Regions from separate parts of the Homo sapiens genome. Here region 2 is linked to region 1. The links are chromatin loops, found by intact Hi-C in ENCODE. Cell type or tissue: tibial artery. All regions are shown on one strand. Links, peaks and the distances in the headings refer to the core of each region. The heading gives the core; the rest is flanking DNA.

Region 1 (5,045 bases), core at 1,046-5,045:
TGCTCTGATTCTCAGCAGATGTCCTAACATAGCATTTTCTACTTCTCATCTGTGACCTTCATGCCTTTCTCTACATCAGTGTGGTGGACAGAGAGGTAGGTATTTGTGGTATTGGGGTCGTGGGGGTGGGCTGTGCGAGGTGAGGAATGAAAGAGCATATAGTCTCGGTGAGAGGCAATAGACAAAGGTTATTAGAGTGAGTTTGGTGGCGAGACGGAAATGTTCCAGGCCCTGCCCCTTTTATATCCTCATCTCAGACTTGGCTTCCACTTTCCCAGGGCTTCCTTCCTCACACTGAATGGAATTTTGCCTGTGGGACCAGCTCTCTGTGTGACAGTGTAGGGATTTGATTTGATTTTTTTAAATGGAATCTCACTCTGTTGCCCAGGCTGGAGTGCAATGGCCGGATCTCAGCTCACTGCAACCTCTGTCTCCTGGATTCAAGAGATTCTCCTGCCTCAGCCTCTGGAGTAGCTGGAATTACAGGCAGGTGCCACCATGCCTGGCTAATTTTTGTATTTTTAGTAGAGATGGGGTTTCACCACGTTGGCCAGGCTGGTCTGGAACTCCTGACCTCAGGTGATCTGCTGGCCTCGGCCCCCCAAAGTGCTGGGATTATAGGAATGAGCCACTGCACCTGGCAGGGATTGTAAAAGTATGCTCATTTGGAACATATATAGAATAACCTTTTTTTTTTTTTTTTTTAAGAAACAGGGTCTTGCTATGTTGCCTAGGCTGGTCTTGACCTCTTGGCTTCAAGCAATCCTCCCGCCTCAGCCTCCCAAATTGCTGGCATTACAGGCACAAGCCACCATGCCCAGCCATGGAGAATATTCTTATCAAAAACATAGGCAAAGGGAAATGACTGCATTTAAGCACAAAAGTTGGGGGTAAGCTTCCTGGACGCTAAAGATAGAACACAGCACTAGATTAATAAAAAGAGTAACAGTGTGAGCCAGGCACAGTGGCTCATACCTGTAATATCTATGCTTTGGGAGGCTGAGGCAAAAGAATCACTTGAGGCCAGGAGTTTGAGGCTGCAGTGAGCTATGATCACACCACTGCACTCTAGCCTGGGCAACAAAGCAAGACTCTGTCTCAAAAAAAAAAAAAAAAAAGGAAAGAGAGAAAAAAGTAACAGTCTGGTTTGTTTGTGTTTTTAGTTTGTTTGCTTTTAAATAATGGTCACGGAACAAGATGATTTATTTGGTCGAAGTTTTAGCAAAAAAAAAATGAAGATCATCAATATAAGGATGCATTTTATATTGACTGTCACTAAAATCCAAGGGCATGAAACATTCTCATTGGAAACTATATGTAAATTTCTCTTTGAAAATGTAATATTCATAGATTTTATAAGTAAAACATTACAAAAAAATGCAAAGTACCAAAAGATATTACAGGAAAATGGAAATTACCCAAATCCCACGACCCAAACACTGCTAGTGTTTACTTTCTTTCCACACTGTCTCACGTCTATTCTCTCCACTATAGTGAGAGCCCCAAGAGGCCAAGGGGGCTTCTATTATTGCATGCTCAGATTCTAGCTTTCTTAAAGTACACTAAGCACAATTTATTACTGATAATACTAATAACAGAATCATTATAGACAATACTGAGCTATAGAGAGGCAGTTTGTCCCTCCACTTAATAGGCTGCAGCTGTCACTGTTTTGACTCATCTTTTATCTCCTTTTGTTTCTCTATTTATAAACTATTCCCAGTGAGTTGACACTTCTAACCTGACCTGTGCAGAGATATTAGAAAATAAAGTTTGCTACATATATATGATCACAGAACTCCTCTGCCTGAAAGCCTCTGCTCTTAGAACAAAAGGCCAACTCCTGATGGTCCCTAGATCTATCTGGTTAGCTCCATCTCATTCCTTTCCCCCACCCCCCAAGCTCCACATTACTTTTTGGTTCTCCCAATACTGTCTCCCTTACTTAGCTCATTCCCATTCATCTTTCCAATGTCAGCTCAAATGTCACTTTCTGGGGGAAACCTTCTTGGCTTCTCAAACTAGGCCAGGTGACCCGGTACAGACTCTAGTACCTTCCTCACACAGGTCTTACCAGGTGGCAATTTTACACTTACTTCTGTGCATATCTGTTCATATGATCAACGTCTGCATCCTGCAAGTCTGGTTTTCCAGATTATTGTATCCCCAGGGCCTAGGATTTGTAGACGTCTCATTCAACAGATAATTTTTAAGTGTTTGCATCATGCCAGGCATTACTGTAGGCCCTCATTTTGATTGATTGCGGTTCCCTCTTCCAGGCAAGTGAGGTGTTGCTATATTAAGATTTACTAAGCCGGCGTGGTGGCTCACACCTGTAATCCCAGCACTTTGGGAGGCTGAGGCGGGTGGATCATCTGAGGTCAGGAGTTTGAGGCCAGCCTGGCCAACATGGTGAGACCCGTTTCTACTAAAAAAAAATAAAAAATAAAAAAATACAAAATTAGCCGTGCATGGTGGCGCATGCGTGTAGGCCCAGCTACTCAGGAGGCAAGGCTGGAGAATCGCTGAACACCAGAGGTGGAGGTTACAGTTGCACCATTGCACTCCAGCCTGGGCGATCAGAGCAAAACTCCGTCTCAAAAAAAAAAAAAAAAAAATTTACTACTAAGAATGACTGCAGGACCTCAGGCTCAACTAATAGCTTACTCATAAAATCATGTCATAAGCAATAGAAATATGGTTTGCTCGTATGCAAAGCAAAAATTTATAAAATGGCAAGTTTAAAAAGCACCGCCAGAGTCATGATTGTTCAAAGTCACTGAACGAAGTGTTCTGTAAAATAAACGTCCATTTGTAAAGCCAATCTTCATCGCCTAGGTTGTAGTCTTTTCAGGTTATATTTTGTCTGTATTCTCAAGTATCAAGTTTATGAGAGAACCAAACATCTCTAAAAACCTCTTCAGTAAAGCCTTTTCGTATAACAAAATACCCTGATCGATATCCTGTATAGAAGGCAACTGAGGAGCAGGGGCATTCCGGTGACCTCGTAAGGGTCGAATATGCGCGGGAGGGCGAAACCAGAGGCGCATAGCCCCCGGCCGAGCTAATGCCACCCTTCCCACCCGGTGTCCTCCCGCGCCCTCCAGGCCCCTTCCTCCCCTTCAGACCTGCGGGTCCCCAGAGCCGAGGCGCCAGCCTGTCAAAAGATACCGGGAGTCCTCCGCGCCTGGCGCCAGCCTCCAGCCCGCGCCCCTGGGGAGGCCGGGAGCGTTTCCACCACCGTCCTCTGACAAGCTCGCCGCTCGGCCGGGCTCCGAGGCCGCCGGGACGGAGTAGACAGTCGCGCAGGCCAAGCCCCGCCGCGCAGAACCAGTGCGCGCGGAGGCGACGCGGGCAGAGAGGAAGGAGCGCGGCTGCGCTCCCTGCCCGTGGCCAACCCAGCCCGCGCCTCCGCGCGTGTCGCGGGCACCCCGAGTCCCCAGCCCGCAGAGCCCAAGGGCCGCCGAGGCCTCCTCGCCCCTACTCCCTCCTCTACCTTCCCTCACCGGCCGGAAGACGAGGCTCTCCGCCAGGGGGAGCGCGCCGAGGCCCGGGGGTGACCGCCTCGAACATGCTTGCCCCGGGCCCCGGGGACGCTGTTGGTGTTAAAGGGGGCCCACGGGCAATTGCTGCATCCGGGCTAAGAGCTGGGGCTCCGATTCGACTGTTTGAGTAAACGAGTCGGTATCATTAATAATGACAATTGCACAAAAGAAAATAGGAAAGAAACCCCCTTTCCTGGCGCCGAACCAGGCCCGCCTTGGCTCGGAGCCACCGGCTCTTCTGGGTTTTCGGGGCAGCTGGCAAGAGGGAGGCAGGCAGAGGAGGCGGCTCCGGGTCCGACTGCCAAGCTGACCAGGGCGGTGAGCCCGTGACTCCTGGCGGCGGCCCAGACCCGGGTGCTGGCGTGCAGGGGAAGGCGACGGCCGCTGCGCGCTGGTTCCCGGACCCTGCCCAGCGTGGCGTGGAGACCGACGGCCGCACAGGGGTCACCGGTATCCACATGGACACCTCCTAATCGAGCTTTGTTCACCAGAGGGCTAGGCCCTTCTTTCCCTGGCGCTTCTCTTCCCCCCGCGACACAGCTCTTCCCCCTACTCCTTCCCGGGAGAGCGCGCACCCATGCAGTGGCCTCCATCTGGACGCCACGGGGCTCGGAGAGGCGATGACCCCTGGCAGCCCAGGCCGGTATCGAATTAAGTAAAAATTTTGAATGCCCAGGTGGCTGCGCGTAGAGCGGCAGCAGGCCGGGCTGGCGGCGCCCAGGTGCCCAGCGGAGGGCCAGGCGCTCAGAGCGCACAGCCGGCCGCCACCTCGGCCCCTGCCCCCCGCCCCGGGGTACCTCTGGCCTGTCGGGTGGGGTCGGGTCGCTGCGGCCGCGGCGGAACCCGGCTCCGGACCTGGATCACAGCATCCAGCGCGCGGCCGGCGAGGCGCCTCCTGTTACCCTGGGGCCGGCGTCCCTCGTCCCATCGGAGCGAGCGAGGATGCTGCGGTGCCCGGCGACAGGTCGTCGGATAGCATTGACAGCACCTTCCTTTCAAGGTGCTTTATGCCTGCCCTCTCCACGTGCGGAGGGCAGGGTGACCAACGCAAAAACCTGAGCTGCGCCTCCAGACCCGTGCGCCCCTTTGATGGGCATCTGTGGTGTTTATCTGTCCCCCGAAAGCGGTGACCGAGAAGTAAATAAATGGGCGAGAGGTGGTAAAATCCTGGCAGTATTTCCGCTCGTCCTGTCGCGAACTACATATCCCAGGGAGCCCGGGGCGCCGGGACGCGTGTCCACCCCGCCATCCACTTGGAGAAGGCGTTACTGAGCCTGGCCCGACGCACGGGCCAATCCCCTCGCCCTACACCTTGGCTGGAACCTGAGACGGATTCGCTCCCAAATGATGCTCCAGTGGCAGGAGCAACTCAAGTTCATCATTGTCCTGAGAGAGAGGAGCAGCGCGGTTCTCGGCCGGGACAGCAGAACGCCAGGGGACCCTCACCTGGGCGCGCCGGGGCACGGGCTTTGATTGTCCTGGGGTCGCGGAGACCCGCGC
Region 2 (5,045 bases), core at 319-4,318, 150 kb after region 1:
CTGAGCAAAGCCAAGGTAAGCGCAAAATCTGAGCTGATCTTCTACCACCAAGTTCTTATGGAAACAGACTGCATCAGTGTCATCTGTACAGCAAAGACAACACATCTAGGAATTAAAGGGGCTAAGTGGCCTCCAATATTTACTTTCTGTTAATATAGCTCCATTCTCCATGGAATTGAGCTTCTCTGCCACCCAGTGTGCTAGAAGAGTGGTCTCCAGTCTTTCTCCCTGAGCTTCCCACACCTCCTCACCGTATCAGGGAGAGAGGTATGCTGCTCTTAGGCAGGCAGCCTATGTGTTGTGAGGCACTTCCTCCTCAGACTCAGAGGTATTTGCTATTGTTTTAGTACAGAAGAGAAAAGAGAATTGAATTTAAAATGAACAATCTATTAAAATTAATTTAGGATTTACAATTAATTCTAACAAAGACCTATCAAAAGTGGGAAAAAAGATATCCTAGTAACCTTAGACTATCATTAAAAGCAAAAAAAGAGACAAAGAAAGTTTATGATGAATTATCTTAGTGAAACAAAAATCAAGGTTTTGTAATCAGCATTTTACATGTTAAATATATCAAATTAACAATTATAAATGTTAGTGTAATCCTACAAGATGTTTCAGGACAGGGAATTTTTTATTAGTAAAAATTATAAACCTGGTAGTTTTAATTTCTAATCAAAAGAAAAATGGCGCTATTTTCACTTGCTGTATCACAATAATTTCTTCTTTGTGCCAATAAATATTAATATTTTTATGACAATTCTCAAGGGGTTAACATAGTACCAATTTAATAGAAATAATTTTGTACCTTTATTCTTGAGAAATCTTGATTATGGTTTAAAAAGACAGTCAAGAAGAATCTTCAGAGCAGAAATGCTATGAAGATTTCTCTACAGTATATATTTAATGTTAAGTTTAGAAAAAAGGCATTCCAGCTATTCATGAAGTATTTCAACAGTGTTCAAACTGAACAGTGTTATTCAGAAAGTCAAACTCACCTGCCAAACCAATAACTACTCTTTGGGCAACACAACGCACTATAAGTTAAATTGTGGTTCAAAATGGCAATTTCTTTAGTTCTTAAAATTGTTAGTAACTGAATACTCAAAAATTTAAAAGCTTCACATAAACTATTTTTAAAATTTATATCATATTTGAATGCTATTTATGATCTGTTAAAAGTGACAATATTCAGGCTGGGTGCAGTGGCTCATGTCTGTAATTTCAGCATTTTGGGAGGCTGAGCCAGGAGGATCGTCCGAGGCCGGGAGTTTTAGACCACCTTGGGCAACATACGTAGTAAGACCTCTCTCTATAAAAAGTAAAAATTAGCCAGGCATAGTGGCACACGCCTGTAGTCCCAGCCACTCTAGGGAGGCTGAGGTGGGAGGATCACTTGAGCCCAGGAGCTGGAGGCAACAGTGAGCTACGATCATGCCACTGTACTCTAGCCTGGAGTGTAGAGTGAGACTGTCTCTTAAAAAAACATACAAACAAACAGAAAATATATTATTGCATTTTACAAGGAATTTTAAAAAGGGTGACATACCGTTTCAAATCAAGTCACTGAAACCCAGAGGAAAAAATCTATTAAGAATTATATACAAAATGCTATTTATCTTAATCAACCGGAAATTATACATGTATTTTTTTCTTTGTAATGTGACTATAAAACTGTAATACTAATTATTTCTAAAATAAGAGCTTTATTGTGTACTTGCATTGAAGACAGAAAGGAACGAGCAGAGATAACTCTAGCTGCCAAGTTCTTCAAATGAAGCTTTACTAATCACCAAGTAAATGCCTTCCTATTCATTCAGTGTTTTCCTAACTATACAACCTAATTCAAACAAAATCTACCCAAACTTGCAAAAGGTCAACAAAAATAAGAAGAAAAATAATTGGCTATGGCCTTCGTGATAAGTGCCTTCTATTTTTAATAGATTCCTAGAATACCTATTCCTTGTTCTCTAAAGCAGTAACTTGCAAACTATTTTTACAATGTCCCAAAGATATACACATTAATACATAAAATGAAATTACAATTTTATGAGTCTGATGAACTGACATTTCCTATTTTAAAAAAATGCTGTTTTTATCCCATTACGTGGCCCCCAAACGGTCAAGACACCCAGTTGAGAAATACTGATCTTTAGATCTTTCTCCAGAAAGATGATTCCTAGTATCTGTATTTTGTTTGGACAAATTATTTACTATTATGTAATAATATGGACATTTCAGAAGACATTTTAATAAAGGATAAGCTGTTATAGAATGGTGATTCCCCAGTTCCATATCACTACTAATTAACAAGTATACATTAGGACATTACTGATTTTCCCACTGTAATTCTTTCTGTTTAAAAAGAAATCATGAAAATGTTGAATGACGTAGCACGTCTTCACCAGAAAGCTTATTAAATATGTGGTCCCTTTTATATATATATATATATATATATATATATATATATATATATATATATATATATATATGTATGTATGTTTTGTTTTGAGACAGGGTCTCACTCTGTCACCCAGACTGGAGTGCAGTGGTGTGATCTCAGCTTACTGCAGCCTCCACCTCCCAGGCTCAAGCGATCTTTCCACCTCAGCCTCCAATAGAGTAGCTGGGACTATAAGTGTGTGCTACCACGCCTGGCTAATTTTTGCATTTTTTTGTAGAGACAGGGTTTCACCATGCTGCCCAGGCTGGTTTCAAACCGCTGAGCTCAAGGGATCTGCCCAACTTGCCCTCCCAAAGTGCCGGGATTACAGGCATGAGTCACTGCGCCTGGCCCTAAAATATATTTATAGCAGACATTTTCTTTTCTGAGTTAAATCTGGCCCCAGCAGTAAATCAAAGATTGCTTAATATGCTGCAGAGAGGCTGATCAGACCACTTAGTAGCGATGGGCTTAAAATCTGTGTTCTTAGCATAAGCTTTAATTGTCAGTGAACAGTCCTTATTTCTGTTCCTGCTACATCCATTGATCTTTATTGTTTCTCTTCTTTCAGAACCAGAATGGATACAAGAGCAGGGAATAAAGTTCGCTTTAAAAAGCTGCAACATTTTATTAATCAAATCACCCAATTTAAAAGTGCTTTTAGACTTTAAAAATAAGTGCTTTAGCTTATATGGCTAAAAAAAAAAAATTATCACATCCATCTCTCTATAAAATTGTAAATATGAAAAATTTCAAATATTGCTACTTGTTATCATATCTGTAGCAAGAAATGAATAGCATTAAAATTTTTGTATACACAGAGAAAATGAGTCATCCAGGAATTTATGGTGGGGAAAAAAAAAAAAACCTTTAGAAAAGCAGTATGTCAACAATGCTTCTAAGTACAGCTAAGAGCACTATACTTTAGAATGCAAAGAAAGGAAACTAAGGGAGACTTATTAAAAAAAAGGTTTATAATAGTGACAGAAAAAAGTTTAATATGCAAATAAGGCTTTAAGACATCTTTTTTAAGAACTGACAATCAGTACCTTTTTAAATTTTCCTTGTCGTTTTGCTGCAGACTGCCCCTGGGAGTTAGAACGACATTCTGTAAGAAAACATGCATAATCTACACAGGATGGAGACAGAACCTCTGTCTAATTGTCTTTCAGTTTATGTTCCACCTGTGTTACACCACTTAGAAGGCTCAGGTCTGTGATTAAGATGGCATGCTTTTAAAGAAAGCAACATTGCCACTTTCATTCCTTACATAAGAAAAAGTACTCAAATATGTTATTACTAAGAGTACATGTCAACTTCTTATTGAAAAATTTAGTAGATCAAAATCTATTGCTTATAAAAGCATTTCTTAAAATAGTAAATTTAGTTGATGGTCTAGTCTGATTAAAGGGTACCACAACAACCCCATTGCCTATGCATTCTTATAAAAAGCAACAAAGTTACTGTGAAAGTCAAAGTGAAGTGAAAGTTACCTTCCCAACTACCAAAAAACAAGAAAACGCTAAACCACTGAGAAAAGATTACATAAACAATGTGATGGAAGTTATAATGAACTCAACAGCTTTAAGTTACTGCTTTCTCCCAGGAAGGTCTCCCTTGATAAATAGCTACCATAGTTAACACCACATATTTATAATTTAATTTCACAATTGTCTCCTAAAACAATGTAACTGGGAAGTAGTAACTATTTCTGAATTGCTAAAAGCCCACTTTTACTAATAATGCTTTTCTGTTATACTCTTCACAAGTAAGCAGACTCTTCAAAGTGTCATCTGTCATCTGAACGAAAATTCACAGCTGACGCCCAATAGCTGGAGCAGCTATGCTTCCTGTGAAATGAAATCTACAAAAAAAACTACCAGGGTTTCTTAAATCAGTGCATGTATTAATTACAAACCATTAACTATTGATTTACTTCAAATTATACTAAAGTACGTATGTATAAACAGTATAAACTGAAATGAGACCCAAGAAATGTCAGGGTAGGCAACTTTCTAAGCACAAGTTTCCCCAATTATGCTTCAATGACAGTAAATAAATGGCTTTTGGTTCAATAGTGGCAAAAAATAAATATAATTCTTAAGATGTATGAGAACTACTCATTTTGATAACAGCATTTATGTAGCAGGCTTACTTAGCTCTGTAAGAAGTAATAGTACAGAGAAATGCAAAACTGTTAAGAATGACAACTTTTACTGGCATTGAGCTAAAATGATTATTATGACAAAAGGTGATAGATCTATATAAACATCATTCTCATAATAAATTTGTAATGAAAACATAGAAGGAAAAAACAAAAACAGGTAGGTACTTATAAAACTGTAACATATATGTCTAAAGTACAACAACCAGAAACATATTTCTAAAAAAAGCATCATTTTGAAATTAAAAGGCAATACCAAAAGAAACATCTCATATTTTCCTACTTAACCATGTGAAATTCCAATGAGATAGGTCTGTAGAAGTGTGAAGAAACATGTTTTAGGGTAATTGTTCTGACTACTTTTTAAAAGCACCCCAAGATAATCTGATTTATTCCTATGTCCATAATCTTATATGGACAACCAATCTTATTGGTTAA

What was found. Peaks named below come from ENCODE experiments on the same cell type or tissue, not always from the same donor. Only the 100,000 strongest peaks of a DNase experiment are listed, where the experiment ranks them.
Region 2: it touches region 1 in a loop (2.5-fold over the local background); 2 of 110 quality-filtered maps call a loop at or near these places.

Annotation. Positions count from the first base shown.
Region 1 is chr13:102,798,819-102,803,863 of GRCh38, reverse strand. POGLUT2 (protein O-glucosyltransferase 2) reads left to right here and starts at 4,888. Exons shown (of 10, transcript NM_024089.3): 1 at 4,888-5,045. It overlaps BIVM (basic, immunoglobulin-like variable motif containing), which reads right to left and starts at 4,745. Exons shown (of 11, transcript NM_017693.4): 1 at 4,343-4,745. RefSeq lists silencers at 3,119-3,548, 3,579-3,628, 4,189-4,458 and an enhancer at 4,519-4,738. In tibial artery, for the core only: a CTCF peak has its summit at 3,531 (motif pointing right); DNase peaks (open chromatin) are centred at 3,268, 3,548, 3,984 and 4,833; H3K4me3 peaks cover 2,424 bases; H3K27ac peaks cover 2,415 bases.
Region 2 is chr13:102,649,845-102,654,889 of GRCh38, reverse strand. It overlaps TPP2 (tripeptidyl peptidase 2), which reads right to left. Exons shown (of 30, transcript NM_001330588.2): 24 at 3,493-3,531. Among named protein-coding and RNA genes, the nearest start is that of METTL21C, 43 kb to the left of the region's middle. In tibial artery, for the core only: no CTCF peak of the experiment used is centred there; a DNase peak (open chromatin) is centred at 2,763; H3K27ac peaks cover 2,298 bases.